Regions from separate parts of the Homo sapiens genome. Here region 1 is linked to region 2. A link is a loop called in an ENCODE intact Hi-C map of the cell type or tissue named here. Cell type or tissue: psoas muscle. All regions are shown on one strand. Each heading gives the region's core, and the rest is flanking DNA. Links, peaks and the distances in the headings are about the cores only.

Region 1 (16,097 bases), core at 2,752-10,751, 46 kb after region 2:
AAGAACCAGGGATAGGAACCCCACTCCTCTTTGTTGGAGAGAGGCAGAGCCTGGAACTTGGAAACTCTCTGTGGTGCCCTGTGGCCATGCAGGGCATCACATCACATGGTCAGGGGACTGCGCTTGCTAACATGCTAATTCAGGTTTATCTTCTTATAAAGCTATCAGTTCCCCTCTAACCATTAATTATGAATGAATTAATCCATTCATGAGGGCGGCCCTCAAGATCCCTATCATCTCTCGCTCTGTCGCCCAGGCTGGAGTGCAGTGGCGCTATCTCAGCTCACTGCAATCTCCGCCTCCTGGGTTCAAGCAATTCTCCTGCTTCAGCCTCCTGAGTAGCTGGGACTACAGGTGCCCACCACCACGCCCAGCTAATTTTTGTATTTTTAGTAGAGACGGGGTTTCACCATATTGGCCAGGCTGGCCTGGAACTCCTGACCTTGTGATCCGCCTGCCTCGGCCTCCCAAAGTGCTGGGATTATAGCCGTGAGCCACCACACCCGGCTCCTATCATCTCTTTTTATTTATTTATTTATTTATTTATTTATTTATTTTTTATTGATCATTCTTGGGTGTTTCTCGCAGAGGGGGATTTGGCAGGGTCATAGGACAATAGTGGAGGGAAGGTCAGCAGATAAACAAGTGAACAAAGGTCTCTGGTTTTCCTAGGCAGAGTGTGTGTGTCCCTGGGTACTTGAGATTAGGGAGTGGTGATGACTCTTAACGAGCATGCTGCCTTCAAGCATCTGTTTAACAAAGCACATCTTGCACCGCCCTTAATCCATTTAACCCTGAGTGGACACAGCACATGTTTCAGAGAGCACAGGGTTGGGGGTAAGGTCATAGATCAACAGGATCCCAAGGCAGAAGAATTTTTCTTAGTACAGAACAAAATGAAAAGTCTCCCATGTCTACTTCTTTCTACACAGACACAGCAACTATCCGATTTCTCAATCTTTTCCCCACCTTTCCCCCTTTTCTATTCCACAAAACCGCCATTGTCATCATGGCCCGTTCTCAATGAGCTGTTGGGTACACCTCCCAGACGGGGTGGTGGCCGGGCAGAGGGGCTCCTCACTTCCCAGTAGGGGCGGCCGGGCAGAGGCGCCCCTCACCTCCCGGACGGGGCGGCTGGCCGGGCAGGGGGCTGACCCCCCACCTCCCTCCCGGACGAGGCGTCTCGCCTGGCGGGGGGCTGACCCCCCCACCTCCCTCCCAGACGGGGCGGCTGGCCGGGCGGGGGGCTGACCCCCCCACCTCCCTCCCGGACGGGGTGGCTGGCCGGGCGGGGGGCTGACCCCCCCACCTCCCTCCCGGACGGGGCGGCTGGCCAGGCGGGGGGGCTGACCCCCCCCCACCTCCCTCCCGGACGTGGCGGCTGGCCGGGCAGAGGGGCTCCTCACTTCCCAGTAGGGGCGGCCGGGCAGAGGCGCCCCTCACCTCCCAGACAGGGCGGCTGGCTGGGCGGGGGGCTGATCCCCTCACCTCCCTCCCGGACGGGGCGGCTGGCCGGGCAGAGGGGCTCCTCGCTTCCCAGTAGGGGCGGCCGGGCAGAGGCGCCCCTCACCTCCCGGACGGGGCGGCTGGCTGGGCGGGGGGCTGACCCCCCCACCTCCCTCCCGGACGGGGCGGCTGGCCGGGCGGGGGGCTGACCCCCCCACCTCCCTCCCGGACGGGGCGGCTGGCCGGGCGGGGGGCTGACTCCCCCACCTCCCTCCCGGATGGGGCGGCTGGCCGAGCAGAGGGGCTCCTCACTTCCCAGTAGGGGCGGCCGGGCAGAGGCGCCCTCACCTCCCGGACGGGGTGGCTGGCCGGGTGGGGGGCTGACCCCCCACCTCCCTCCCGGACGGGGCGGCTGGCCTGGCGGGGGCTGACCCCCACCTCCCTTCCGGACGGGGTGGCTGCCGGGCGGAGACGCTCCTCACTTCCCAGACGGGGTGGCAGCCGGGCGGAGGAGCTCCTCACTTCTCAGATGGGGCAGTTGCCAGGTGGAGGGTCTCCTCACTTCTCAGACGGGGTGGCCGGGCAGAGACGCTCCTCACCTCCCAGACGGGGTCGCGGCCGGGCCGAGGTGCTCCTCACATCCCAGACGGGGCGGCGGGGCAGAGGCGCTCCCCACATCTCAGAGGATGGGCGGCCGGGCAGAGACGCTCCTCACTTCCTAGATGGGATGGTGGCCGGGAAGAGACTCTCCTCACTTTCCAGACTGGGCAGCCAGGCAGAGGGGCTCCTCACATCCCAGACTATGCGCGGCCAGGCAGAGACGCTCCTCACTTCCCAGACGGGGTAGCGGCCGGGCAGAGGCTGCAATCTCGGCACTTTGGGGGGCCAAGGCAGGCGGCTGGGAGGTGGAGGTTGTAGCCGAGATCACGCCACTGCACTCCAGCCTGGGCACCGTTGAGCACTGAGTTAACGAGACTCCGTCTGCAATCCCGGCACCTCGGGAGGCCGAGGCTGGCGGATCACTCGCGGTTAGGAGCTGGAGACCAGCCCGGCCAACACAGCGAAACCCCGTCTCCACCAAAAAAATACGAAAACCCGTCAGGCGTGGCGGCGCGCGCCTGCGATCGCAGGCACTCGGCAGGCTGAGGCAGGAGAATCAGGCAGGGAGGTTGCAGTGAGCCGAGATGGCAGCAGCACAGTCCAGCTTCGGCTCGGCATGAGAGGGAGACCGTGGAAAGAGAGGGAGAGGGAGAGGAGGGAGAGGGAGAGGGAGAGGGAGAGGGGCTCCTATCATCTCTTAAAGGTCTCACCTTTCTCGTTTTTTTTGTTTTTTTTTTTGAGATGGAGTTTGGCTCTTGTCACCCAGGCTGGAGTGCAACAGCATGGTGGCAGGGTCTCGGCTCACCGCAACCTCCACCTTCCGGGTTCAAGCGATTCTCCTACCTCAGCCTCCCAAGTAGCTGGGAATACAGGCGCCCGCCACCATGCCAGTTTAATTCTCGTATTTTTAGTAGAGATACAGTTTCACCATGTTGGCCAGGCTGGCAAACTCCTGACCTCAGGTGATCTGCCCGCCTGGACCTCCCAAAGTGCTGGGATTACAGGCATGAGCCACTGTGCCTGGCCAGCCTCACCTTTCTCTTTTGCTCTCAGTCTTCTAGGCCCCTTCCCTCTTTGGGCCCTATCAAGTTGTTGAGAGTTGTTGGGTGGGGGATGGTGTCACTCCGGGACTGGGTAATAAACCCTTTTCTCCTCTGATCACTGCTAACAAGGTGTGTCATATTTGAGAGGTTTGTTTCTGTCTCTTTGTATATGAGGGGTCTGGGTTCTCAGTTTTGCTGACCATATGGAACAGTTCTAGGGCTGTGTGACAGGATGTGACCCAGGGCTGGCAGGCTGCAGGGACATGAGCTGTGGAAATTGAGAGGGCAGAGAGCAGAATGGGCTGAAGAAGTAGCTTTCAGTATTTATTGAGCACATACTATGTGCTAGGCACAGTTCCAGGTGCTTTCCGTGTTCTTACTCTTTTCCTCCTCACAATAACCCTGTGAGGTCGGCTTTAGCCCCATCTTACTGATAAGGAAACTGAAGCACAGAGAAGATAAGGAACTCACCCTAGCTCATACGGCTTCTAAGAGGCAGGGTAGGATTCAGATGCACGGCTGTTTGACCAAGAGCCTGGTGTCCTTCTACACCTCTATGCCATCAAGCTTATGAAGTCCAGAGACAGAATGCTTGTGGAGAAGAGGAACTAGACTTTGGACACTGGATAGAATTCAAGTTGGGGGCATGCACGGTGGCTCACATCTGTAATCCCAGCACTTTGGGAGGCTGAGGTGGGCGGATCACCTGAGGTCAGGAGTTTGAGACCAGTCTGGCCAACATGGTGAAACCCTGTCTCTACTAAATATACAAAAAATAGCCGGGTGTGGGGGCGTGCACCTGTAATCCCAGCTACTTGGGAGGCTGAGGCAGGACAATTGCTTGAACCCGGGAGGTGGAGGTTGCAGTGAGCCGAGATGAGATGGTGCCAGTGCGCTCCAGCCTGGGCGACAAGAGCAAAACTCCGTCTCAAAAAGAAAGGAATTCAATTTGTTCTCAAGGGTCAGGGAGAATGGAGGGTGGGGTACCTTCCAGGTAGGTAGGGGAGTGGTTTGGCCAAGGGCAGGGAGGTGGGAATGGTGTATCGACAGCACAGGGAAGTCTTGACTGCAGAGGTGAGTCCTTCTAGAAGAGGTTCATATAAGATGGAAAAAGCAAGGTCAAGTTTGAAGAACCCTAACTGCCCAGAAGGGTTTGGACTTGATTCAGGAGGCATTAGGGAGTCTTGCAGGTTCTTGGGCTGGGAAGTGACATGATTAAAGTGATTCACCTGGAAGTGAATTCATACAGGAGGAATTCGCTGTAAGGAGGCAAACTGGGAATCTGTGCATGTCAGTGAGTCAGTAGCAGAGGCGGGCTGACATAGCCCATGCTATCATAGGACCTGCAGTCAGCATGGGGCCCGACGTTCAGCAAGAGTGAGCACTGGCTGGCCATGGTGCTCACGCCTGTAATCCCAGCACCTTGGGAGGGGCTGAGGTGGGCAGATGCCTTGAGCCCAGGAGTTTGAGACCAGCCTGGGCAATGTGGCAAAACCCTGTCTCAAAAAAAAAAAAAAATTGTGGCCAGGCGTGGTGGCAAGCGCCTATAGTCTCAGTATTCCAGAGGCTGCAGTGGGAGGATCACTTGAGCCCAGGAGGTCAAGGCTTCAGTGAGCCGTGATCGCGCCACTGCACTCCAGCCTGGGTGACAGAGTGAGACCTTGTCTCAAAAACAAAACAAAAGAAAACACTAGTATTGTGCAGGGAGTGGCAGGAGCAGAGGGAGCTGGAGTAAGGCAGGGCTTCTTGGAGGGAGAGACATTTGATCTGACTCCTGAGGGACAAGCAGTAACTGTCCCAGTGATGAGAGAGGTGGAATATCTTGAAGGAATAGAGTCTATGAAATGGAATATATCTGAGAAGTAGCCTGAAGAGAAATGGGTGAAATTTGCTCAGCAAAGTGAAGTGACATCATGGAAAGCCTGCTGGGTTGGCAGACCACATGGTGACCTCAGAAGGTTTTCTTTCCCATGTACCTGGGCCCAGAGCCAGCTGACAGGAGGTAAGGAAGGAAGGGCTGGGTGAGGAAGCAGAAGCAGGAGGTGTGGGTTATGGCCTGAGGGCCCAGCAGGAGTGCTCAGCTGACTTTTTCCCAAGATGGACCAGAAAATGCTTTTCAGGCTGGGGGACACATGCACACTCACACACATCAAATCATCTCTCTACTTCCATTAAAACATATCTTTGTATTTTCAGATTTCAAAAATAATACATGTATAAAACACTTAAATTACAGAATGATTTAACATACAGAATAAAAATCTCCAGTAATTTGGCCAAGTGTGGTGGCGCATGCCTGTAATCCCAGCAGTTTGGGAGGCCGAGGCAGGAGGATCACTTGAGGTCAGGAGTTCAAGACCAGCCTGGGCAACATGGTGAGACTTTGTGTCTACTAAAAATTTAAAAATTAGCCAGGTGTGGTGGTGTTCACCTGTAGTCCCAGCTACTCGAGAGGCTAAGGTGGGAGGATCACTTGAGCCCAGGACTTTGAGGCTGCAGTGAGCTATGATGGTACCACTGCTCTCCAGCAGAGTAAGACAGAGTGGGAGGCTGTTTCTAAAAACACAAAACAAAAAACAAAAAAACCTCCAGTAATGACTGTTAATAATTTAGAGTATATTCCTCCAGATTTATTATATGTGAACACTAATTTACATATATATTTTTCCTTTTTTTTTTTTTTTTTTGAGACAGGGTCTCGCTCTGTCTCCCAGGCTGGAGTGCAGTGGCACGATCTTGGCTCACTGCAACCTCCACCTCCTGGGCTCAAGTGATTTTCCCACCTCAGCCTCCCTAGTAGCTGGGACTACAGGCATGTTTCAGTACATCCAGCTAATTTTTTGTATTTTTGGTAGAGGTAGGGTTTCATCATGTTGCCCAGGCTGGTCTCGAACTCTTGGACTCAAGTGATTTCACCCATCTCAGGCTCCCAAAGTGCTGGGATTACAGGCGTGAGCCACTGCGCCAAGCCTACCTTACATATATTTTAAAATAGAGCATGTCTATATATGTGTGTGCATTTTATTTTTTTTAAATTTTAGACAGCGTCCCGCTCTGTCGCCTAGGCTGGAGTACAGTGGCTCAATCATGGCTCACTGCAGCCTCAACCCCCCAGGCTCCAGTAATCCTCCTACCTCAGCCTCTGGAGTAGCTAGGACGACAGGCACCCACCACCACACCCAGCCAATTAAAAAATAAAATTTTGTAGAGACAAGGTCTTCCTATGTTGCGTAGGCTGGTCTCAAACTCCTGGGCCCAAGCGATCCTCCCACCTCGACCTCCCAGAGTGCTGGGATTATAGGCATGAGTCATTCCATCTGGCCCTTATATAATTTTTTAAACAAAACTTCAAAATACATGAAGTTAAAACTAATGGAACTGAAAGGAGAAACAGATAAATCTACCATTATGGCAGGAACTACCACTACTCTCTCAATAATTGATAGAACTAGTGGACAGAAAATCATGAAGGATATAGAACACCTAAATAGCACCAGCAACCAACTTGACCTAATTTATCTTTAGGGTACACTCCACCCAACTACAGCAGAATACATATTCTTTTCAAATGCCCATGGATCATTCACCTTAAAATAGACAACATTCTGGGCCACAAACACAAACCTTAACAAATTTAAAGGAATGGAAATCACAGAAAACATAGCCTATGTTCATAACATTATTAAATTATAAATCAATAACAGAAAGACATCTAGCAAATCCCTAAATATTTGTTTCTGTTTGTTTTGAGATAGAGTCTCTCTCTGTCGCCCAGGCTGGAGTACAGTGGCGCGATCTCGGCTCACTGCAACCTCCGCCTCCCGGGTTCAAGCAATTCTCCTGCCTCAGCCTCCCAAGTAGCTGGGATTACAGGTGTGTGCCACTATGACCAGCTAATTTTTGTATTTTTAATAGAGACAACGGGGTTTTACCATGTTGGCCAGGCTGCTCTCAAACTCCTGACCTCAAATGATCTGCTCGCCTTGGCCTCCCAAAGTGTTGGGATTACAGGCATGAGCCACAGCGCCAGGCCACAAATCCCTAAGTATTTGGAAAGTAAAACAATGCACTTCTAAATAACCCATAGACCAAAGCTAAAGTCATAAGTGAAATTGAGAAATATTTTGAACTAAAGGAGGATGAAAACATATCAAAATTTGTGAGATGCAATGAAGTAGTGCTTAGGGGGAAACAGAGCATTAAATACCTAGATTAAAAAATAAGAGGCCAGGCGAGCAGGCTCACGCCTGTAATCTCAGCACTTTGGGAGGCTAAGGCAGGCGGATCATTTGAGGTCAACAGAGTGAGACTCCATCTCAAAAAAAAAAAAAAAAAAAGAAAGAAAGAAAGAAAGAAAGAAAAAGAAAATAAGAAATATCTCAAATCAATAACCTAAACTCCTGCTATAAGAAACTAGAAAAAATGAGCAAATTAAACCCAAAGCAGACAAAAGGAAGGAAATAATAAAGATAGAATAGAAATCAATGAAATTGGCCAGGCTTGGTGGCTCAGGTCTGTAATCCCAGCACTTTGGGAGGCCAAGACAGGTGGGTCACTTGAGGTCAGGAGTTCGAGACCAGCCCGGCCAACATGGTGAAACCCCATCTCTAATAAAAATACAAAAATTAGCCGGGCATGGTGGTGCACACCTATCGTCCTGGCTACTCGGGAGGCTGAGATGGCACAGCCGCTTGAACCTGAGAGACAGAGTTTGCAGTGAGCCGAGATAGCACCACTGCACTCCAGCCTGGGTAACTGAGTGAGTCACTCAAAAAAAAAAAAAAAAATCAATGAAATTAAGAACAAACAGTAGAGGAAATCAATGAAACGAAAAGCTAGTTCTCTGAAAAAAAATGAGTAAAATTTATAAACCTTTGGTCAGACTGACCAAGAAAAACAGAGAAGAGACACAAATTATAAATAACAGAAATGGAAGACATCACTACAGACCCTAAAAACATTAAAAGAATAACAAAGGAATACTACAAACATAAATACCCATACATTTGACAACTTAAACGAAATGGTAAAATTCCTATTGGCAGGGCGCGGTGGCTCACTCCTGTAATCCCAGCACTTTGGGAGGCTGAGGCAGGCGGATCGCTTGAGGCCAGGAGTTTGAGACCAGCCTGGCCAACATGGTGAGACCCTGTTTCTACTAAAACTACAAAAATTAGCTGGCCGTGGTGGTGCGCCCAGCTACTTGGGAGGCTGAGGCAGGAGAATTGCTTGAGCCTGGGAGGCAGAGGTTGCAATGAGCTGAGATCGCGCTACTACACTCCAGCCTGGGCAACAAGAGCAAAACTCCACCTCAAAAAATAATAATAATAATTAATTAAATAAATTTAAAAGTAAAATAAAGTTCCTATACGTCAGGATAAAAAAAATCCTATCATCTGTGCTGTGTGGGAATTTTTTTTCTTTTTTCTTTTCTTTTGAGACAGGGTCTCACTCTGTCATCCACGCTGGAGTGCAGTGGAGCAATCATGGCTCACTGCAGCCTCAACCTCCTGGGTTCCAGTGATCCTCCTGCCTCAGCCTCCTGAGTAGCTGGGATCACAGGCATGAGGGCACTATACCCGGCTAATTTTTGTATTTTTTTGTAGAGAGAGGGTCTTGCTATGTTGCCCAGACTGGTCTCAAACTCCTGGGCTCAAGCAATCCCGTTGCTTTGGCCTTCCAAAGTGCTGGGATTATAGGCATGCGCTACCACACCCAACCCATATATAGTTTTTTAAACAGAGTGAAAGACACAAACAGCCAAATTCACTCAAAACGAAATAGAGGATTTCAACTGGGCAAGGTGGCTCACGCCTATAATCCCAACACTTTGGAGTTGGGATTATAAGCCCAGGGGTTCAAGATCAGCCTGGGCAACATAGCAAGACTTCATCTCTTAAAAAAAAAAAAAAAAAAAACAGGAAGAAGAGTTTCCAGTCTAACATGTAAAGAGCTTGGAAATCACCTCTACATTCAAACAAGTAAAAAGCTGAACAAACTGAAAAATCAACCCTTCTTAGATCCATCAGAGAAGTGGGGTCACACAGCAAATTGCTATGCCCTAAATTGGTGAGACAGTCAGATAAAATCACAATTTCTTTTTTTCTTCGACAGGCTCTTGCTCTGTCTGGCGTACAGTGGCAAAATGATAGCTCACTGCAGCCTCAAATACCTGGGCTCAAGCGATTCTTCCATCTCAGCCTCTCTAATAGTTGGGACTACAAGCACGAGCCACCACACCCAGCTAATTTTTCAATTTTTGGTAGAGATGGGGTCTCCCTATGTTGTCCAGGCTGGTCTTGAACTACTGGGCTCAAGCAATACTCCTGCCTCAGCCTCCCAAAGTGCTGGGATTACAGGCATAAGCCACCACGCCCAGCCTGAGAATCACAGTTGATGGGAGCAGAAACTCACAAGCAGTAACCTCCACAGGAACCAGTGCCAGGGTAGAAAAACCTGAAGTGTAATTGACAAATTGCTGTAGGCTCAATGTGAGCAACTCAGAAAGTTAAAAACTGCAGGGGGAGAGGGTCAGGGGTTAGTGAGGCGGGAAGTGAGCGTAATAAAGTTTCTCTAGGGAGGCAGAGCCAGGGGAGAAAGTTGGAGTGGTGACCTAAGCAGGCAGTGGTGTGATCTGGAATCAAATCGGCCTGTGGTGCGGTGCGGAGACTCCATGAGGCCCTGCTTTGCTCTTCCTCTTGGCCCTGCTCTATGTCCGCTGGGACCACTTCCTTCCTGTCCTCACTTTGCTAGCTCCAATCCACAGCTGTTGTAGCAGAGGATGCTAATGGCCCAGGCTCACTTCCATGGGCTATATGGAGGTCCTGCAATCAATGCGTGCCCTCGACTTCAACACCCAACTCAGGTCACGCAGGGAGGCAGGCCATCAGTCTGGTGTGTGATGCTGTGCTGGGTGTGAAGGGGGTGACAAGGAAGAGAAAGCCCTGTAGCTGCCTGCTCAGCTCTATCCTGGGAAGGAGTAACCTGAAATTTGCTGGAATGCCAATCACTCTCACCGTCTCCACCAGCAGCCTCAACCTCATGGCCGCAGACTGCAAACAGGACACAGCTGAGGATGTTGCCTACGTTGCCAAAGACCCTGTGAATCAGAGAGCCTGCCACATTCTGGAGTGTCCCAAAGGCCCTCCCAGGATGTCATTAGCACCATTGGCCAGGCCTTCGAGTTGTGCTTCAAACAATACCTCACGAACCCACCCCAACTGCTCACCCCCAAGACAGGATGGCTGGCTTTGATGGATCAGCTTGGGATGAGGAGGAGGAAGAGCCACCTGACCATTAGTACTATAATGACGTCCCTGGGAAGGAACCTTCTCTTGGGGAGTTGGTAGACATGAGGCTTCGGGAAGGAGCCACTTCAGAGGCTGCTTGACCCACTCCACCCAGTGTCTGGACCCCCAGCCACTTGGGAGCTACACTGCCTGTGGGATAGCCTGCTGGGGGAGATCCAGAAGTCCGCAAACAGATGCCACCTCCACCACCCTGTCCAGCAGGCAGAGAGCTCTTCAATGATCCCTATATCAACGTCCAGAACCTAGACAAGGCCCGGCAAGCAGAAGGTGGTGCTAGGCCCCCCCATCCTGCCATCAATCGCAGTGCACCCTGGGACCTCTTTGACATGAAGCCCTTTAAAGATGCTCTTTGGGTGCCTCCCCCTCCCCAGTGGTTTCCATGGCTGAGCAGCTCCAAGGGGAGCCCTGGTTCCACGGGAAGCTGAGCCAGCGAGAGGCTGAGGCATTGCTGCAGCTCCATGGCGACTTCCTGGTGCGGGAGAGCATGACCAAGGCCAGTATGTGCTTACTGGCTTGCAGAGTGGGCTGCCTAAGCACCTGCTATTGGTGGACCCTGAAGGACTGGTTTGGACAAAGGATCACTGCTTTGAGAGTGTCAATCCCAGCACTTTGGGAGACCAAGCCAGGCAGATCACAAGGTCAGGAGATCGAGACCATCCTGGCTAATACGGTGAAACCCGGTCTCTACTAAAAATACAAAAAATTAGCTGGGCGTGGTGGCAGGCGCCCGTAGTCCCTACTCAGGAGGCTGAGGCAGGAGAATAGTGTGAACCCAGGAGGCGGAGCTTGCAGTGAGCCGAGATCACGCCACTGTACTCCAGCCTGGGCAACAGAGCGAGACTCCGTCTCAAAAAAAAAAAGAGAGTGTCAGTCACCTCATCAGCTACCACATGGACAATCACTGGCCTATCATCTCTGTGGGCAGTGAACTGTATCTACAGCAACCTGTGAAGTGGAAACTGTGATCTGCCCCAGCGCCCTCTTCCAGAAGATTCCACCCTATTCCCTAACTCTCGGGACCTCATTTGGGAGTGTTCTGTGGGTTTGGCCTTGTGTCAGAGCTGAGGGTAGTGTGGACACTGGGTTTAGTATCCAGCTAAGTGAGAGAGTTTGAGTCAGAAGCCTGGGGGAGAATCTTGCTTCTCCCCAAACATTAATCACCCGAAGTATTAATGGACAGAGTGGCCCCTTACCTACGCCTTTCCTGTGCCAACCCGATGTCCCTTCCCCAAGAAGGTGAGTGCTTGTCATGGAAAATGTCCTGTGGTGATAGGCCCAGTGGAGCAGTCACCCTTCTGGGCAAGGGGGAACAAATCACACCTCTGAGCTTCAGGGTACCCCAGACACCTCTCCACAACCCCCACCCCATGTTTAAACTTTGTGCCTTTGACCACCTCCTAGGTCTGAAGATATTTTATGCAAAGAGTTCGTGCCAGATGTGGTGGCTCACACCTGTAATCCCAGCACTTTGGGAGGCCGAGGCGGATGGATCACTTGAGGTCAGGAGTTCAAGACCAGTCTGGCCAACATGGCGAAAACCCGTCTCTACTAAAAGTACAAAATTAGCTGGGTGTAGTGGCATGCACCTATAATCCTAGTTACTAAGGAGGCTGAGGCAGGAGAATCGCTTGAACCCGGGAGGTGGAGGTTGCAGTGAGCCAAGATTGTACCACTACACTCCCGCCTGGACGACAGAGTGAGATTCCATCTCAAAAAAAAAAAAAAAAAGAGTTCATGGGTCCCTGAATTCAATGACAGTGATGCCGACACCTTCTTGGCTTCTGAGACCCTGTTTTCTCCTTGCTCAGCACCCTCTCTGGTTTGGGTTGGGAGAATAGAGACAAGAATGGCATATATCCCCTCTCCCTGGGGATATGCAACCCTTAGAGATTGTCCCAGAGCCCCCCTCCCAGCCAGGGGGAAGATGGACCTGTCCCTTGCTCAGTGCCTCCTGGCCAGAGCCCCTCAATCCATTTCATAAACCCTGCCCTCCCATGATGCATGCCTATTGTACTCTATAGCCAAAATGTAGCCCTTCCTCCTGGAGCCTCTGCCCTGCCTCCCTTTCTGGGAGAGGAGGGGTGGGGGGTGACTGAATTTGGGCTTCGTGTACAGTAAACTCTCCCAGGTGGATTTTGTGGAGGTGGGAAAAGGGGCATTGAGACTCTAAAGCAGTAGACCATCCCTGAATACTATCTGCAGAGTTGGAACTGCATTCTTTTAAAATTTTATATGCATATATTTTAGGGATATAGACTTACTTTCCTAATTTTGTTTTCCATGGCTTATTCTTGAGCACAAAATGATAATCAATTATTAAATTTATACATCACCTTTTTGAATTTTCCAAGACCTTTTGCAGCTCTTGGCATTTTCGTTGCCCAGGCCTGTGAGGTAACTGGGATCAGCAGCATTATTATTTATACCAGAGACCTGAGGCAGATGAAACTGATTTCCACCTAGGACTAGAAAAACTTGGGCCTCTTACCACGAGACTGGGAGGCAGAAGTTTGCCCAAATGCATGTTAGTTTCACAAAGGGGAAATGCAAAACCTGCAGTTCCTGAGTACCTTTTACAGGCGCAGCCCTGCCTAGGCCCGGAGTGGACACACGACAGCAAGCCGGGCTTTCTCTTTAGGCCTTGTGGATAAGAGAGAGTGGGCTGTTTCCATCCTGGCCTCCTTTTGTCGTTGTTGGGATGTTTCCCCGGGTCTCACTTGTAGCAAAAGGAAAACTCTTCATTAAAGTCCGTATTTCTTCTAAACATAAAAAATAAATAAATAAAAAATAAAAATTGCAGGTGGACTAGGTCAGATGGGGCCCTATATTTTTGTGAGTTTTACCTCTAAGAGCTCTACTCAATTGCCCTTTCCTTCATATCCTGCCATCCCCTCACACCATGTACCCCAAATCACCACACTCTATTGTTTTCTTTTTTTTTTTTTTTTTTGAGAAGAGTCTTGCTCTGTCACCCAGGCTAGAGTACAGTGGTGGGATCTCCGCTCACTGCAAGCTCCGCCTCCCAGGTTCAAGTGATTCTCTTGCCTCAGCCTGCCGAGTAACTGAGATTACAGGTGCTTGCCACCACGCCAGGCTAATTTTTGTATTTTTAGTACAGATAGGGTTTCACCATGTTGGCCAGGCTGATCTCGAACTCCTGATCTCAGGTGATCCACCCACCTCGGCCTCCCAAAGTGCTGGGATTACAGGCGTGAACCACCGCGCCAGCCTAGGAAATGTTCTATATCTCTAGTATCCAATAATGTAGCCACTAGACACATAGGGCCATGGATATATGGTAAATGTGACTGAGGAACTGAATTTTCCATTTTATTTAATTTTAATTAATTTGAACTTATGGCCAGGTGCGGTGGCTCACACCTGTAATCCTAGCAGTTTGGGAGATGGAGGCAGCATTTTGGGAGGCCAAGGTAGGTAGATCATTTGAGGTCAGGAGTTCAAGACCAGCCTGGGCAACATGGTGAAACCCAGTCTCTACTAAAAATACAAAAAGGTGGCCAGGAGTAGTGGTGCAGGCCTGTAGTCCCAGCTACTTGGGAGGCTGAGGCACGAGAAGCGCTTGAGCCTGGGAGGCAGAGGTTGCAGTGAGCCGAGTTCACACCACTGTACTCCAGCTTGGGTGACAGAGCAAGACTCTGTCTCAAGAAAAAAACAAGACTGGGCACAGTGGCTCAAGCCTGTAATCCCAGCACTTTGAGAGGCTGAGGTGGGCGGATCACCTGAGGTCGGGAGTTCGAGACCAGCCTGACCAACATGGAGAAACCCCGTCTCTACTAAAAATACAAAATTAGCCAAGTGTGGTGGCTCATGCCTGTAATCCCAGCTACTCGGGAGGCTGAGGCGGAAATCACTTGAACCCGGGAGGCAGAGGTTGCAGTGAGCCGAGATCGTGCCATTACACTCCAGCCTGGGCAACAAGAGTGAAACTCCGTCTCAAAAAAACAAAACAAAAAACAAAAAAAAAAACAGGAGTTCAAGAGTTCAAGACCAGCTAGGGCAACATAGCAAGACTTCACCTTAAAATAAATAAATAAATGTAGAATGGATAAATTGTGGTATATTTATACAATGGAAATACTACAAGAACAGGTAAAACTTGTCTATGGTGATAGAGCTCAGAACCTCAGAACATTGATGATACTTGGAGGGGAATACTGAGTAAACCTGCTAAATGCGCCAGGTGCGGTGGTTCACGCCTGTAATCCCAGCACTTTGGGAGACTGAGGCAGGTGGATCACGAGGTCAGGAGATCGAGACCATCCTGGCTAACACGGTGAAACCCCGTCTCTACTAAAAATTAAAATTAAAAAAAAAATTAGCCGGGCATGGTGGCGGGCACCTGTAGTCCCAGCTACTCAGGAGGCTGAGGCAGGAGAATGACACGAACCCGGGAGGCAGAGCTGGCAGTGAGCCAAGACCGTGTCACTGCACTCCAGCCTAGGTGACAGAGTGAGACTCCACCTCAAAAAAAAAAAAAAAAAAAAAAAACTTGCTAAATGCTAGAAATATTTGATATTTTGATCTGGGTGCTGGTTACATGGTATACACATATGTAATATGATACTAAATATACATACCTAAAAGTTCATCAAGCTGTATACTTATGCTGGGTTGGGTGGCTCCTGCCTGTAATCAGCACTTTAGGAGGCTGACGCAGGCAGATCACCTGAGGTGAGGAGTTCGCGACCAGCCTGGCCAACATGGCGAAACCCCGTCTTTATTGAAAATACAAAAATTAGCTGGGCATTGTCGTGGGCGCTTGTAATCCCAGCTACTCAGGAGGCTGAGGCAGGAGAATCGCCTGAAACCTGGAGGCGGAGGTTGCAGTGAGCTGAAATCGTGCCACTGCACTCCAGCCTGGGCAACAGAGCTAGACTCAATCTCAAAAAATAAATAAATAAAAATACAAAAAAATTAGCTGGTCGTGGTGGCGCATGCCTGTAATCCCAGCTACTCGGGAGGCTGAGGCAGAATTGCTTGAACCAGGGAGGTGGAGGTTGCAGTGAGCCAAGATCGTGCCATTGCACTCCAGTCTGGGTGACAAGAGCAAAGCTCCGTCTCAAAAAAAAAAGTTGTATACTTAAAGTATGTGTACTTTACTATCTCTGACTTACACAGCAATAAAAAAATAACAAGGGACAGGCCGGGCGCAGTGGCTCACGCCTGTAATCTCAGCACTTTGGGAGGCCAAGGTGGGCGGATCACCTGAGGTTGGGAGTTCGAGACCAGCCTGACCAACGTGGAGAAACCCCATCTCTACTAAAATTACAAAATTAGCTGGGCGTGGTGGTGCATGCCTGTAATCCCAGCTACTTGGGAGGCTGAGGCAGGAGAATCGCTTGAACCCAGGAGGTGGAGGTTGCGGTGAGCCAAGATCGCGCCATTGCACTCCAGCCTGGTCAATAAGAGTGAAACTCCGTCCCAAGGAAAAAAAAAAAAAAAGTAACAAGGGACAATAACATTCTTGGCCCAAAAACGTGTGTCTTTATACCATCTTAAATAAAAATTTAAAAACAGAACATTTCCAATATGCATTAAAATACATAAATCTGAAAATATTGGTATACCATCTAAAATTACTCCCTGTAGACTGGTAATTTAAGTACCACACTTTGGTTAACGCATTCCAGGCACTCTGGGGGTTTTATATAAGCTGGTGCTTGGATGCTGGCAACCT
Region 2 (16,097 bases), core at 4,837-12,836:
GGTGATTGGCCAGATAAGGCGGAAGTTTTGCAGTCACTCCTTGGTTTCTGGCGTGAGCAATGGCTGGAAGGGGCATAACTGGCTGAGATAGGCCACCCTGGAGGAGGGCCAGGTTGTGACAGTGCACTATGAAAGTGCAGAGTGGAGGGAGAAGATAGCTCAGGAGGGATGGATTTGGGGGAGAACCGACGTGGGGGGAGGTGATAGGAGGAAGACTAGCTAGCCAGGAAGATAAAGAAGAAACCACCAAAGAGATAGGAGAGGACCTGGGGTGCAGATATTTCCAAGAAGGGACAGGCTCCGTGTGTCAAATGCTGCAGAGAAATCCAGCTGGGAGCCGGGCACAGTGGCTCATGCCCGTACTCCCAGCACTTTGGAAGGCAGAAGTGGGAGGATCATTTGAGCCCAGGAGTTCAAGACCAGCAACATAATGAGATCTCATCTCTACCAAAAATTTAAAAAAAAGAAAAAATGAGACAGGAGGATTGCTTGAGCCCAGGAGGTCGAGGCTGCAATGAGCTGTTGATTGTGCCACTGCACTCCCACCTGGATGACAGAGTGAGACCCTGTCTAAAAAAAAAAAAAAATCCAGCCAGGGATCTGGGGTCACCCATTAGACGTGGCCATTAATAGGTTCTTCATGGAAAGGGGAGATGGGGGAGAGGCTTGGCGGAGGAAGAGGAGAGTGTCACTCTGAGTTGAGCTGTGAAGGGGAGGAGAGCCATAGGGCCATGGCTCTAGGTAAAGGAGGATTGTCCGGTGGGTTTAACAGGACAGACTCGGGCTTTGGGGGAGGCATGAGTAGAGGGAGAGTGGGCTTCTTGGAGAGCGGTCGACTGAGGGAGGGAGACCAGAGGCCTGGGTATGTGTCGGTAGCTGACGGAGGACTCAGGGTGGCAGGGAGTGGTATTGAACAGCCTGAGCCCCCAGTGGATGGGTGGAGCTGGGGGAGGGAAGGTGATTTATTAAATTCTTCAAGATCCAAGGACGTTTACTGAATGGAGAGAAAACCTCACTCTTGCCAAAACTTGGTTTCATGTGCAGTTTATTAAGCTAATGGGTTTATCAAATAATCGATATCTCTTTAAACAATCAACATCTCTTTAATATTCACCTAAGCAAAAGTTAACACTTAGGAGTTCGACAAATTAAATTTTTCCTAACATATTAAACATGAATTACCTAGACCGGCCACAGTGCTTCACACCTGTAATCCTAGCACTTTGGGAGGCTGAGGCGGGCAGATCACTTGAGGTCAGGAGTTTGAGACCAGCCTGGCCAACATGGTGAAACCCTGTCTCTACTAAGAATACAAAAATTAACCAGGTGTGGTGGTGCACACCTGTAATCCCAGCTACTCAGGAGGCTGAGGCATGAGAATCACTTGAACCCGGGAGGTAGACGTTGCAGTGAGCTGAGATTGTGCCACTGCACTCCAGCTTGGGTGACAGACTGAGACTTTGTCTCAAAAAATAATAATAAATAAAAGTACTCATGTTTATATTTAAAAAACATGAATTACCTAAACAATGAAAATTAAAATACTATCGTGCATTTACTATGCATCAAGCACTGTTTGAAGTGCTTTGAACGTATTCTTCATTTAATTCTCACAACAGCCCCATGAAGGACATTCAATTATTATCATCTGGTTCCCACTTTGCAGCTGAGGAAACTGAAGCCCTGAGAGGTGAAGTGACTTGCCCAAGGTCACACAGCTGGTGAATGTTAGCATTGGGATTTTTAACTCGGTCCCATGGGCCCTGGAGACTCTGCTTCAATTACACACCGTAATGAAATTATGGATGATTTATCTGAACACTTTAAACGCCTTAAACAGTTTTTTTTTTTTTCTGAGACGGAGTCTCAATCTGTTGCCCAGGCTGGAGTGCAGTGGTATGATCTCGGCTCACTGCAACCTCTGCCTCCCAGGTTAAAGCGATTCTCCTGCCTCAGCCTCCCGAGCATCTGGGATTACCTGCATGTGCCACCATGCCCGGCTAATTTTTGTATTCTTAGTAGAGACGGGGGTTTCACCATGTTGGCCAGGCTGGTCTTGAACTCTTGACCTTGTAATGTGCCCACCTCAGCTTCCCAAAATGCTGAGATTACAGGCATGAGCCACCATGCCCGGTTTTTTGTTTGTTTGTTTGTTTGTTTGAGACAGGGTCTCACTCTATCGCCCAGGCCAGAGTGCAGTGGTGCGATCTCGGCTCACTGCAACCTCTGCCTCTAGGGTTCAAGCGATTCTTCTGCCTGTAATCTTGTAATCCCAGCTACTCAGGAGGCTGAGGCATGAGTAGCTGGGATTACAGGCACCTGCCACCACACCCAGCTAATTTTTGTATTTTTAGTAGAGATGGGGTTCCACCATGTTGGCCAGGTTGGTCTCGAACCCCTGACCTCAGGCGATCCACCCACCTCGGCCTCCCAAAGTGCTGGGATTACAGGCGTGAGCCACTGCACCCGCCCAACAATTTTTTTTTTTTTTTTTTTGGGGACAGGGCCTCACTCTGTCACCCAGGTGGGAGTGCAGTGGCACAATCATGGCTCACTGCAGCCTCGACCTCCCCAGGCTCAAGCAATTCTCCCACCTCAGCTTCCCTGGTAGCTGGGACCACAGGTGCATGCCACCATGCCAAGCTAATATTTTGTATTTTTTGTAGAGATGGGGTTTTGCCATGTTGGCCAGGCTGGTCTCAAATTCCTGGGCTCAAGTGATCCTCCCGTCTCGGCCTCCCAAAGTGTTGGGATTACAGGCATAAGCCACAGCACCTGGCCACCCTAAACAATTGACAAAGCATACACCAATCAAATTATTTGAAACATACTAAATCTGGTTATCTGGCAAACTGAGGGTTTCTTTGTGATGGTAAACTTCCAAACTCTCTTTATTTTTGATTTAATTTAATTTTATTTTGAGACAGGATCTCCCTCTGTCGCCAGGCTGGAGTGCAGTGGTGCGATCTAGACTCACTGCAATCTCCGCCTCCTGGGTTCAAGCGATTCTCCTGCCTCAGCCTCCCGAATATCTGGGACTACAGATACAAGCCACCACAGCCAGCTAATTTTTGTATTTCTAGTACAGACGCGGTTTCACTTGTTGGCCAGGATGGTCTCAATTGCTTGACCTCATGATCTGCCTGCCTCAGCCTCCCAAAGTGCTGGGATTACAGGCGTGAGCCACCATGCCGGGACACACCAGCTTATTTTTATATTTTTCAGAGATGGGTTTTCGCTGTGTTGGCCAGGCTGTTCTCGAACCCCTGACCTCAAGTGATTCGCCCACCTTGGCCTCTCAAAGTGCTGGGATTACAGGCGTGAGACACTGTACCTGGACCCAAACTCTCTTTAAAGTAGAGGTGTCTCTTCTGTCCTTGCTTGCTTTTTGCCTTCATCTCATGCCCCATCCCCCCATCCCGCTGATCCCGCAGAGGCCTGTCCATGATTACAAGCATGTTTTGACCCTCGAGCCCTCCTGTCTGTGTAGCCCTGATGCTTTCCTGGTTTATCTCAGGTTAGCCTAATTCTCTGTCTTGCTGATGCTCAGACTACCAGCAATGGGCTTCTCAGCACTGCCTCTGACATCCTTGAAAGTTTTCTTGCTTCCTGGGATCAACCAGATTTTCAAGTCACATGCTGATTTTCTGTTTTTTGTCTTGAGACAGGGTCTCACTCTGTTGCCCAGGCTGGAGTGCACTGGCGCAATCACGGCTCACTTCAGCCTCAACCTCCCAGGCTCAAGAGATCCTCTGCTCTCTGCCTTCCAAGTAGCTGAGACTACAGCCACACACCATCATGCCCAGCTAATTTTTTTTTTTTGGAGACAAAGTCTTGCTCTATCGCCAGGCTGGAGTGCAGTGGTGTGATCTCAGCTCACTGCAACCTCCACCTCCCAGGTTCAAGTGATTCTCCTGCCTCAGCCTCCCGAGTAGCTGGGACTACAGGTGCGTGCCACCACGCCCAGCTAATTTTTGTATTTTTAGTAGAGACGGGGTTTCACCACGTTGGCCAAGATGGTCTTGATCTCTTGACCTCGTGATCCCCCCACCTCGGCCTCCCAGAGTACTGAAATTATAGGCTTGAGCCACTGCGCCCGGCCAAGCCCAGCTGATTTTTAAATTTTTTGTAGAGACAGTGTCTCACTATGTTGCTCAGCTGGTCTCGACCTCCTAGGCTCAAGCAGTCCTCCCACCTCAGCCTCCCAAAGTGCTGGGATTATAGGCATGAGTCACTGCACCAGGACCTGACTTTCTTTTTCACACCCCAAGACAGAGAATCCATTATCATCCTAAGAATCTTATTTCCTTTGAGTGGAAAAGTATTAGAGATTAAAATCTGGATGTGGGGCCACATTTAGTGTGGTCAGTGGCCTCCAGTGGCGAAGAGTCCTGGTGTGAGCAAACACCCCCATGGTGAGGTCCTGCAAATCCAGGGCCTGCTGGGCAGATGAGGCAGAAGACAGAGGTATTTATACGTCACAGCTACTGGCAGTCCTTCATGGCATCTACCCTCCAGGCCTTCCTGACTGAGATGAAGAAGGAATGGCAGGAGCCACCAAACCGCCGGCTCATTTCATCATTGACACACCTGCTACAGGCTTCCAGCATGTTTACCTCTCTGCTAAATCACAGGAGGAAATCCATACTAATTCCTGGGGTTTGCTGGCCAAAATGATGTGTAACTTGGTGCATGAATGGCTCCTACAGGCTCTGGGCTGCTGCTTCTCTCTGCACAGACCCAGGATTAGGTGTGTTTACTCTCCCCTAGGCTTGGAGGCTTCCAGGTCCCTCAGCTTTGGTTTCAAACTTCTGTATCCCAGGTGCCTAGCACAGTGCCTGACACATGGGTGGTGCAGAGTGGGTTCAAAATAAATGTTTGTAGATTGACTACCTGAATGAATAAATGAACCAACTTCCCCCATCTTCTCAAAGTGGAGGCTAGGAAACTCCATTCTTCCTATTTCCAAAGAATAAACTGAGGCACAGACTGGAAACCGCGCCCCACCCCACGGCTGATATCGGAACCAGTATGTTTCCTCCAAAGCAAGATGGGTTAATGTTGGCCCCTCCCAAGTCTCTCAGCTGACAGCGCTGGGTTCTGAGATAGAAGCCTGGGCCCCATAGACACCAGTCTCTACTCCCCACCCAACCCCACCCAGGGCCCCTTCAACACCACGGGCCCAGAGCCAGTTGAAATTAACCAGTGCAGGGACAGGCCTGTGGCTCTGGGTCCTGACTGGCTGCTCCACAGTCTGTTCAAAAAGAAACAAGAGGTGGCAGGGCGCGGGGGCTCACACCTGTAATTCCAGCACTTTGGGAAGCCTAAGCAGGTGGATCACTTGAGGTCAGGAGTTCGAGACCAGCCGGGACAACATGGCAAAAACCCTTCTCTACCAAACATACAAAAAATTAGCCAGGCATCATGGCACATGCCTGTAATCCAAGCTACTTGGGAGGTTGAGGCAGGAGAATCACTTGAGCCCAGGAGGCAGAGGTTGCAGTGAGCGAGAACGTACCACTGCACTCCAGCCTGGGTGACAGAGTGAGACTCCGTCTCAAAAAAAAAAAAAAAAAACCTAAAAAAAACAAGAGGAGCTGGGGAGTGGTGGCTCACTCTTGTAATCCCAGCACTTTGGGAGGCCAAAGTGAGAGGATCACTTGAGTCCATGAGTTTCAGACCAGCTGATGCAATATTGGGAGACCCGGTCTCAACAACAACAATTAGCCCAGCATGGTGGTGTGTGGCTGTAGTCCCAGCTACTTGGCAGGCTGAGATGGGAGGATCGCTTGAGCCCAGGAGTTCGAGGCCGCAGTGAGCTGTGATCGCACCACTGCACTCCAGCCTGGGTGACAGAGCCAGACCCTGTCACTAAAAACAAAAAGAAAGAAACAAGGAGCCAGAGGAGGGGGAGCTTGGACTTGGGGGCTCCCTGTCCTTCTCCAGGCTCTCAGAGGGACAGCTGAGTCTGAGTGGAGTCATCTAGGGTCCGCTTGACTTCCCACCACACAGGGAGACTGAGGCACAGAGGAGGAATAGACATTTCTGGGGTTTTCCCTGTGAGGTCTCCCCAGAGCTCAACCTTCCTGCTGGGATTAGGGGTGGGCTTCTCAAGTCCCCTACTTGGGAAAGTCCACAAAGGAGGAGAAGCCAGGGCCAGGGGTTTGGGGCCCAGAGAGTTTTTGCTCCATCAGCCAGGCCTTTGGGCATCTAACGCCCTGCCTGGAGCATTCTGAAGGTGGCAGAGGCCCCTGGTCTCAGGGCCCAGCACAGGGAAGACTCCCACAGCAGCCCCCATGCCCACTGGGGTTTTCTCCTAAAAGTGATCGCTACTATTTATCAAACTCAACTGTGTGCATGGAGCTGTGCTAAGGGCTGCCTGTGCAACGTCTTCCTATCAGCACAACCTCTCTAGGAGGCTGGGTGTTAAAGATGAAGAACTGTTTTTTTTTTTTTTTGAGACGGAGTCTCTCTCTGTCGCCCAGGCTGGAGTGCAGTTGCGAGATCTCAGCTCATTGCAACCTCTGCCTCCCAGGTTCAAGCGATTCTCCTGCCTCAATCTCTCAAGTAGCTAGGTTTACAGGCAGCTGCCACCACACCCAGCTAATTTTTTGTATTTTTAGTAGAGATGGGGTTTCACCATGTTGGCCAGGCTGGTCTCGAACTCCTGACCTCAGGTGATCCACCCACCTTGGTCTCCCAAAGTGCTGGGATTACAGGCGTGAGCCACTATGCCTGGCCATAAGGATGAAGAACTTGACTTTAGAGACCTCTGGGAACTTATTCAAGGTCGCACAACTAGTAAGACACCAGACCCTCTCAAAGCCATTGGCTTAACTGCTCCCCTACCTGCCCTGCCAAACACACACAGTGGGGGACACACCCATAGCCCTGGCCCTGTGACAGACCCTGCCATCAGCTGTCAGGTGGAGGCCCCAAACATCTGGCTTAGCAGATAGGACAGACCAAGAAGGGCTGGAGCTGCTCCCCAAGGGAGGCTTGGCCCTTTTCTGGGGGAACTATCTGTTCCCTCCTCCAGGACTAACACAGACAGAGTTTTTCCAGCAAGGAAGGGGCCCTCATGGGCTTGGATGGGAGGCCAGGACTGAGAAGAGGAGCTACCTGCCCTGAGGAAGGTTGGGTCAGCCATCGAGAGGCACCAGGAACCAGGGGATTTGTAGGGGAAAAAAGACAGGGGCAAGCCAGAGGGAAGATGGGAGCTGATCGCCCACAATGCCATCCTCACCCCCTTGGGTACACCAGCCGCTGCCTTGTCATACAGACATACCCTAGGACACGCAGGCATATTGGGCACAGATGCAAGAGAGACTTTCCCTTTACCTCCACCCACCCCCCTGCTCCCCCTTCCATTGTCCAGCCCAGGCCTAGCCAGGAGTATGGGTGGTCCAGTTACTTGCTGCTGTTTTGGGTTAATGTGGATTCACAGCTGCAGTGATTCTTTTTATTTATTTATTTATTTATTTATTTATTTATTTTCAGACGGACTCTTGCTCTGCCGCCCAGGCTGGAGTGCAGTGGTGCCATCTCAGCTCACTGTAATTTCCGCCTCCTGGGTTTAAGCAATTCTCCTGCCTCAGCCTCCAGAGTAGCTGGGATTACAGGTGTGTGCCACCACGCCCGGCTAATTTTTTTGTATTTTTAGTAAAGACTGGGTTTCACCATGTTGGCCAGGCTGGTTTCGAACTCCCGACTTCAAGTGACCTGCCCACCTCAGCCTCCCAAAGTGCTAGGATTACAGGTGTGAGCCACTGCAACTGGCCCGTGATTCATATTTTAACAGTGTTTGGTTGGCTTTAAATAAAGTGCATAGCAGGGGTGGGGGAACCCCTCCTTAATGCTGGGGTTCCTTTCACACAGCCAGTGTTGTCCAGGGGAGCCCAAGTGCACCCTTCTAGACACAGCGCCTCCCTACCCTGGCTCCAAGCATCAGGGGCCCTCTGATGGCACCTGGGATGCTGCCTGGGGCTGACCCTCGACCTCTACCTTTACCCCACAGCAGAGGAGGTTGTTCTGTGGTTCCGGGTATTTCAAAGGGTCACGCCTTGGTCGGGGCTGGGGCAGTGCAGAGGCAGCTTCCCCAGCAGTGACCACAGGCAGTCAGCCTCCATCACCCTTTGTTCTGAGCCACTGTGTGCCTGCTGCCCTGAAAGCAGAGGGTGACTGAGTCACAGGTGGGTCCTCAGGACCTAGCAGAAGGGGAGGCATGCATGGCGGAGGTCCGACGGGCTTCAGGAGAGAGGAGAGGAAGGCCAGTCGTCCACGCCAGGTCCAAGTCGAAGAAGGAGTGGAAGCTGGACTGCAGAGAGGCCTGAGCTCAATTTTAAAGTGAATGAAGCTAAGGGAGTGCGCAGAGACAGGACCAGTAGGGCAGGCTGGGGACGGAGAGCAAGTTCACAGCAGGGGCCAGGTCAGAAGGAGGAACTTGAACTTTATCCTGAGGCCACATGGAACAGCTGGAAGGGTCAGAAGTGGGAGGGAGCCAGGAGTGCAGGGTCAGGGGAAGGAAGAGGGGGCCGCCGGCCATAGGTCCTCCTCCACAGGGCTCCCCAGCATAGATTCCCCCCAGACATAGGATAGGTACTCTCCCTACGCGGGTCTCACGCCCTGCAGGTTCTCTGCACCTGCATGCAGGCCCTTCCAGGCGCCCCCCTACGCCAGGCCTGCGTCCCGGCCACCTAAGCCTGAGTAGACAGAGCTGAGGTCTTCAGCCACCGACTTCAATGACGTAGTGAATCAGGGCTGGGAACCAAGGCCGTCCCCGCCCTACCCAGCCAGCCCTACAGGCCAAGGTCAGTCTTAGTCGGCTGTGGTTTCCGGTCTGCTGCTGCCCCGCCAGAGCCTGGCTCCCTCCAGCTGGTTTGACCTCAAAATCTCACCGACTGAGAAGAGCCATTTCCTGGAGAGTTTCCCCTCCCTACCCCCATCCCAAGTTTCAGTGTGTGAATCCCCAGTCCCAATCCAGCTCTGCTGCTTATGAGCTGTGTGACCTCGGGGAATTTACTTCACCTCTCTGTACCCTACTTTCTTCAAGTTTTAGGAAGATTGAGTACAGGCTGACAGTAAAGACAGCACCCCTTATTGAGGATGGTCTTTGTGATGTGTGATTAAGTCTTTTGTATGGATGAGGAAGTTGAGGGTCAGATGTTGCTAGTTGGGGAGAGCCCAGATTTCAGCCTCTCATCCTGGGCTGGGGCTTTTTCCAAGACTAAACTCTCCTTATTTATTTTTTATTTTATTTTTATTTTTTTGAGATGGAGTTTCACTCTCATCGCCCAGGCTGCAGTGCAATGGTGCAACCTTGGCTCACCGCAACCTCTGCCTCCCAGGTTTAAGCGATTCTCCTGCCTCAGTCTCCCGAGTAGCTGGGATTGCAGGTGCCTGCCACCGAGCCTAGCTAATTTTTGTATTTTAGTAGAGACAGGATTTTGCGATGTTAGCCATGCTGGTCTCAAGCTCCTGACCTCAGGTGATCCACTCGCCTTAGCCTCCAAAAATGCTGGGATTACAGGCATGAGTCACTGCGTCTAGCCTCCTTTTTTTTATTTTAATTTTTGTGGGTACATAGTAATTGTATATATTTATGGGGTACATGTAAGGGGTACATGAGGTGTTTTGACACAGGCATGCAATGTGAAATAAGCACATCATGGAGAATGGGGTATCCATCCCCTCAAGCATCTAAACACTCTTTGATGACCCTTGTGTGAGCTGGTGTTTTTGTTTTTGTTTTGAGACAAGGTCTTGCTCTGTCACCCAGGCCAGAGTGCAGTGGCATGATCATGGCTCACTGCACCCTAGACCTCCTGGGCCCAGGCGATCCTCCTGCCTCAGCCTCCTTAGTAGCTGGGACTACAGGCATGCACCACCCCACCTGGCTAATTTTTATATTTTTTTGTAGAAATGGGGTTTCACCATGTTGCCCAATCTGGTCTTAAACTCCTGGGCTCAAGCAATCCACCCGCCGGGGCCTCCCAAAGTGCTGGGCTGGGATTACAGGCATGAGCCACCATGCCCGACCGTGTGAGCAGGTGTTGAACGAATAAAGGAATAGTAACTGCTGGTTGACTTGGTCATTTTGAACCCCTGGGTCTCTGGAAACTTGTGAGCCATCTGAGGGCAGCTCTATCCACCCGTGGGCTGATTTTCACCCCTGGGGACAGAGACTAGACAGTGGGATTAGTAATGGTTAGAGGGTACCTAAAAGGATGGGAAGATGCAGGCCAGGATGGGAATTAGAGGTGACCTGGGAGGTCAGCACTACAGGGTACAGGAATGACGCTGTCAAATTTTCTCCATCAGAGGGTTCCACCCATCCTTCAAGGTGTCTCTTCCTTGAAGCCTTCCCTGACCACTTCATTCTCTTGTTTAATAATTCCTGGGACATGAGAAGCTACAGCTCAGCCCCTGTGAGCTGACTGTACCCTGTGACTGCATGTGACACAGTCTGACCATTATGCAGCATCAAATCATTTCTGGAGAGCTTGCCAATACATTAGCTCACTTAACCCTCTTAACAGCCCTGGGACGGAGGAGTTACGTGTTTATCACCTCGGTTCTAAGGTCCAGAGAAGTTTGAATGTCTTGCTCACAGGAGCATTGGCTGAGACTCAAGTTTAGGCTCCCTGGTTCCAAATCACATACATTCTGTTCATTACAGCACTTTACCTGAGGTTGAGGCTGCCTCTGCGTTCTGGGTGCTTACTTAAAACTCGAAGTTTCCTAGCAGCCAAGGTAAAAAGGGAAACCTGATGACTTAGATGGCCCTTCTCTGTCTGAAATAAAGAAACCTATCAGTTCATCTGGAGTTTCAGACAGTATCCGGTACTTACTTCCAGCAGGATTGATTTCATGGATTCTGTGTGACATCCTCACCCATTGATTTGCAGGAAGGTATTATGTTGATCCCATTAGAGGCTATAGGAATGATATTAGTGAGAACTTGGGGTGGAATTTCCCGGGGAAATTGCACTAAGAGATTCCAGGTGATTGCCTCCTGCCTTCTTTTCTTTTCTTTTTTTTTTTTTTTTAATAGAGATGGGGGTCTCCCTATGTTGTCCAGGTTGGTCTCGAACTCCTGAGCTCAAGGAATCCTGCTGCCTCAGCCTCCCAAAGTGCTGGGAATTACAGGCATGAGCCACCGCACCCAGCCATGTTTCCTGGCATCTAACTTGATCCAGGGTGCAGCTGAGACATCAGGGGAGCCAGCATGTGAAGTGGAAAGAGTTGAAAGAGTGCTGGAGCCACAGAGAGCAAGGTTCAAATCTTGGCCCTACTGCCAACTGTCCTTAGGCAAGTTATTTAATTTCTCTGAGTCTCATTTTCCCCACTTGTTAAGATGGGAACGAGAATGCATTCTCAAATCATTATTGTGGGGAGTCGTTCAATCATTCATTCAGTAAAAATGTAGAGCCCGCCTTTGCCAGGCTCTGTGCCTAGGCACTGGCGACATGACTACAGACAAGGATGGCAAAGGACCTGCCCCCATGAAGCTTATGTTCTAGAGGCAGCAATAGATCATAATAAACAAATAATTAAATAAGAAACTGTCAGCCGGGCACGGTGGCTCATGCCTGTAATCCTAGCACTTTGGGAGGCCGAGGCAGGTGGATCACAAGATCAGGAGTTCGAGACCAGCCTGGCTAATATGGTGAAACCCCGTCTCTACTAAAAATACAAAAATTAGCCAGGTGTGGTGGGGGCTGCCTGTAGTCCCAGCTACTCAGGAGGCTGAGGCAGGAGAATCACTTGAACCTGGGAGATGAAGGTTGCAGTGAGCCGAGATTGTGCCACTGCACTCCAGCCTGGGTGACAGAACAAGACTCTGTCTCAAAAAAAAAAAAGAAAGAAAGAAAGAAAGAAAGAAAGAAAGAAAGAAAGAAAGAAAGAAAGAAAGAAAGAAAGAAAGAAAGAAAGAAGGAAAGAAAGAAAAAGAAAAGAAAAGAAAGCATCAGCTGATAGGGAAAAGATAATTTAGTAGGTGATATGATGATATGATTCTGGCTGAGATTGCTAGGGGCCTTCTAATTTCCATTCTCCTCTTCTTCCAGTGTAATAGAACACAGGACTTCCCAGAATAAAAGCTACATTTCCTAGGCTCCCTTGAAGCTAAATGTAGCCATGGAACTGAGTCTGGGCCAATGGGATGTAAGCAGAAGCAACCTCTGGGAAATACCCTTAAAGAAAGGGGACACAGGCTGGGTGCAGTGGCTCACGCCTGTAATCCCAGCACTTTGGGAGGTCGAGGTGGGCAGAACACCTGAGGTCGGGAGTTCGAGACCAGCCTGACCAACATGGAGAAACCCCACCTCTACTAAAAATATAAAATTAGGCTGGGTGCAGTGGCTCACGCCTGTAATCCCAGCACTTTGGGAGGCCGAGGCAGGTGGATCATGGGGTCAGGAGTTGGAGACCAGCCTGGCCAACACGGTGAAACCCCGTCTCTACTAAAAATACAAAAATTAGCCAGGCACGGTGGTGTGTAGCCTGTGGTTCCAGCTACTTAGGAAGCTGAGGCAGGAGAATCGCTTGAACCCAGGAGGCAGAGGTTGCAGTGAGCTGATATCATGCCACTGCACTCCAGCCTGGGCAACAGAGCGAGACTCCGTCTCAAAAAAAAAAAAAAAAATACAAAATTAGCTGGGCATGGAGGCGCATGGCTGTAGTCCCAGCTACTTGGGAGGCTGAGGCAGGAGAATCGTTTGAATTGGGAGGCAGAGGTTGCAGTGAGCCAAGATGGCGCCATTGCACTCCAGCCTGGGCAACAAGAGCAAAACTCCATCTCAAAAAATAATAAAATAAAGAAAGGGGACACATTCCTCTTTACCCCTTCCTCCTACCTGCAGAGCAAGACTCTGTCTCAAAAAAAACAACAAAAAAAATAGAGACAGGGTCTTGCTATGTTGCCCAAGCTGGTCTCAAACTCCTGACCTCAAGTGATCCGCCTGCCTTGGCCTCCCAAAGTGCTGGGATTGCAGGTGTGAGCCACCGCGCCCAGCCAAGAAATAAACTTCTATCTTGCTTAAGCCACTAAAATTTTGAGTTTTCTCTCGCACACAGTCTGTCTTGATTTTCTTTGCCACAGCGAGAGTGGCTGGGGTTTTTGTCCAATTGGGTGATGAAAGAAGGCCTTAGAAGGCCTTTTGCAGGGGTAATATTTGACCTGAGACTTGCCTGGTGAGAAGGAGCCAGCCATGGGGAGATCAGGGAGGAGCATCCCGACAGGATGGCACTCGTGCTTTCGAGGAACAGAGGAGGTGAGCAGAGGGCAGGAGTTGCCCGGAGTAGGGAATGGGTGTGGGGAAGTCACAAAGGATTTTACACTCAGGATGATATCCTCTGATTTATGTTTCTAAAAGGTCACTCTGACTGCTGTGTGGCAACCGCATTGTAGGGGGCCTAAGTGAAGCCAGGAGGCCAGGTGAGAGACTCCTGGGGTGACGGAGGAGCATGATGAGGGGCCCGGCGGGTGGGCAGTGGAGATGGGGAGAAGAGGATAGAAGCATGAAGCTAGATCCAGTAGAATGAGCTGTTATTGGAAGTGGGGATTGGGAGTGAGGGAAAATTAAGAGTCAAGGAAGCAACTGGGTTTGGGGATTTGAGGAACCAAGTGGATGGAGAGGACTGGAGGAGGCTCAGGGTTTGTTTCTTTGCTTGCTTGTGTTTAGGGAAAGGATTCGAATAAAATAAGACTGTTAATGTATCACTTGTTTGACCTTTCTCAAATATTAGTTTTCTTTTCTTTTTGAGGCATGGTCTTGCCCTGTCACCCAGGCTGGAGGGCAGTGGCACTATCTTGGTTCACTGCAACCTCCACCGCTCAGGTTCAAGCAATTCTCGTGCCTCAGCTTCTCGAGTAGCTGGGATTACAGATGTGTGCCACCATGCCTGGCTAATTTTTGTATTTTTAGTGGAGATAGGGTTTCACCATGTTGACTATGCTGGTCTCGAACTCCTGACCTCAAGTGATCTGCCCGCCTTGACCTCCCAAAGTGCGGGGATTATAGGCATGAGCCACTGCATCCAGCCCAAATATTAGTTTTTTCACCTATACTTTTGGCAGTGGGGTAAGGGACAGAATTTTTTTTAATAGAGACAGGGTTTCACTGTGTTGCCCAGGTTGGTCTCAAACTCTCGGTCTCAAGTGATCCTCCTGCCTCAGCCTCCCAAAGTGCTGGAATTACAGGCATGTGCCACTGCACCCGGCAAAGGGACGGATTTTTGTATTGATTTCATTCAAGTCAACAAACTCATATAAACTATCAACTACCGGCAGAGCCCTGGTCAGGTTTAAGGACCTGAGTGAGGGTCCTTGTCCTTGGGAACATGATCTGTGGAGGAGACACACAGGACCATGGACCATCTCAGTAGGGAGCAGAGAGGCAATGACACAGGTAGGTGCTGGGCTGGGACCTGTCAATCTCCAGGGGTTGGAAGGTTGGCGGGAGAGAAGGAATTCACAGAGCTGGGAATGCAAACAATGAACCTTGAAGGTCAAAGCTTTGGTCCAGCAAGTTTGGAAAGGAAAGGCATCTCAGGACAAGGGAACAGTGCATGGAAAGATCCAGAAGCCAAGAGAACAGAGAACATTCAGAGAAAGGTGAGTGTCAAGACTCAGAGAGCTCACAGCCTGCCTTGAGCCCCTCAAGCAGATCCTCCTCCCAGGACACCCCCGCACACTGAACTCTCTGCAGAGCCAAGCTGACCCCACAGCTCTCCAAACCTGCCCTTGTTTTTGTTTTTTAAATTATTGAATTTATTTATTATTATTTTTTGAGATAGGGTCTTCCTCTGTTTTACAGGCTGGAGTGCGTGGTAGGATCTCAGCTCACTGCAACCTGGGCTCCGCCTCCTGGGCTCAAGTGATTGTCATGCCTCAGCCCTCTGAGGAGTTGGGATTACAGGCATGCGCCACCACACTCAGCAAATGTTTGTGTTTTTAGTAGAAACAGGGTTTCACCTTGTTGGCCAGGCTGCTCTCGATCTCCTGACCTCAAGTGATCTGCTTGCCTCAGCCTCCCAAAGTGCTGAGATTACAGGTGTGAGCCACCAAAATAGTTATTTATTTTCTTTATTAGAGACAGGGTCTCACTCACTCAGGCAGGAGTGCAGTGGTGCCATCATAGCTCACTGCAGTCTTGAACTCCTGGACTCAAGCGATCTTCCCATCTCAGCCTCCCAGGTAGCTAGGGCTACAGGCCTGTGTCACCACACTTGGCTAAAAAGGTAACTTTTTTTTTTTTTACTTTTTGTAGAGATGGTGTCTTGCTATGTTGCTCAGGCTGGTCTTGAGAACTCCTGGCTTCAAGGAATTCTCCCACCTTGGCCTCCCAAAGTGCCGATTACAGGCCTGAGCCATCACACTGGCCCAAACCTGCCCTTTGACCTCCCTCCTCCTCCCATTTGGAGAAACCGCCCCCATCCTTCAAAGTCCTGCTGGAACTCCCACTTCCCCTCTTCCTCCTCCTCAGCTCTCAGGGGACCCTGCAGAACTCCCAGCGTGTATCTCTGGAAGGATGCTCAGGGTGAGTTATTTTTGCACAGATCTGGCCTGGCTGCCCCTAGACAGTAGAAACCGCCTTCCTCCCAGGACTCCCCAGGGCCCAGCCGAGGGTGCTGGTGATGAGGGTCACGGGGCACAGGGTTCTGAGGGTAGGGGGACTGGACTGGCTCAGCTCTGAGAGCCTTTCCAGTTCCAGCCCCATCCCCCAGCTCTCCCGCCTGATTCCCCGCACCTCCCCACTCCCTCACCAGGTGATAATGATGACTGGTCCATTCCTAACGTGTGTGCACCCTGCCCCACTTCCATCCACCCCCAGACTGCTCAGGGCTGCACCTCACAACTCTGGGCCCTCCACCAGCATGGTCTCCCTGGGGACCTCACACTTCCCGCATTACTTGTCCCTCCGGGCCCATCCCTTGTTTACATCCCTTATCCTCCCTCTGAGGTTTGTATACACTCCCTGCTGGACATGAACTCCTATCGCTGCGTGGTCCCTGCCCTGCTGCCTTGGCTCAGGCTGCCTGATACACGAGCCCCGTGGCTCCTTCTCCCGTTCACTACTCAGCCCCTTGCCTGC

The links. Hi-C counts contacts between places; a loop is a spot of excess contacts. Peaks named below come from ENCODE experiments on the same cell type or tissue, not always from the same donor. Only the 100,000 strongest peaks of a DNase experiment are listed, where the experiment ranks them.
Region 1: a loop joins it to region 2, with 6 times the contacts of the local background. A loop is called at or near these places in 19 of 110 quality-filtered maps.

The regions. Positions count from the first base shown.
Region 1 is chr17:44,224,027-44,240,123 of GRCh38, reverse strand. It overlaps the pseudogene SHC1P2. Among named protein-coding and RNA genes, the nearest start is that of UBTF, 12 kb to the right of the region's middle. RefSeq lists an enhancer at 1,742-2,373 and silencers at 4,277-4,477, 4,777-4,977. In psoas muscle, for the core only: no CTCF peak of the experiment used is centred there; no DNase peak of the experiment used is centred there.
Region 2 is chr17:44,272,592-44,288,688 of GRCh38, reverse strand. It overlaps LOC105371790 (a long non-coding RNA gene), which reads left to right and starts at 13,008. Exons shown (of 4, transcript XR_934778.4): 1 at 13,008-13,274; 2 at 13,377-13,438; 3 at 14,294-14,411; 4 at 14,511-14,654. RefSeq lists cis regulatory regions at 1-411, 6,802-7,095 and an enhancer at 7,835-8,505. In psoas muscle, for the core only: no CTCF peak of the experiment used is centred there; a DNase peak (open chromatin) is centred at 8,788; H3K27ac peaks cover 1,093 bases.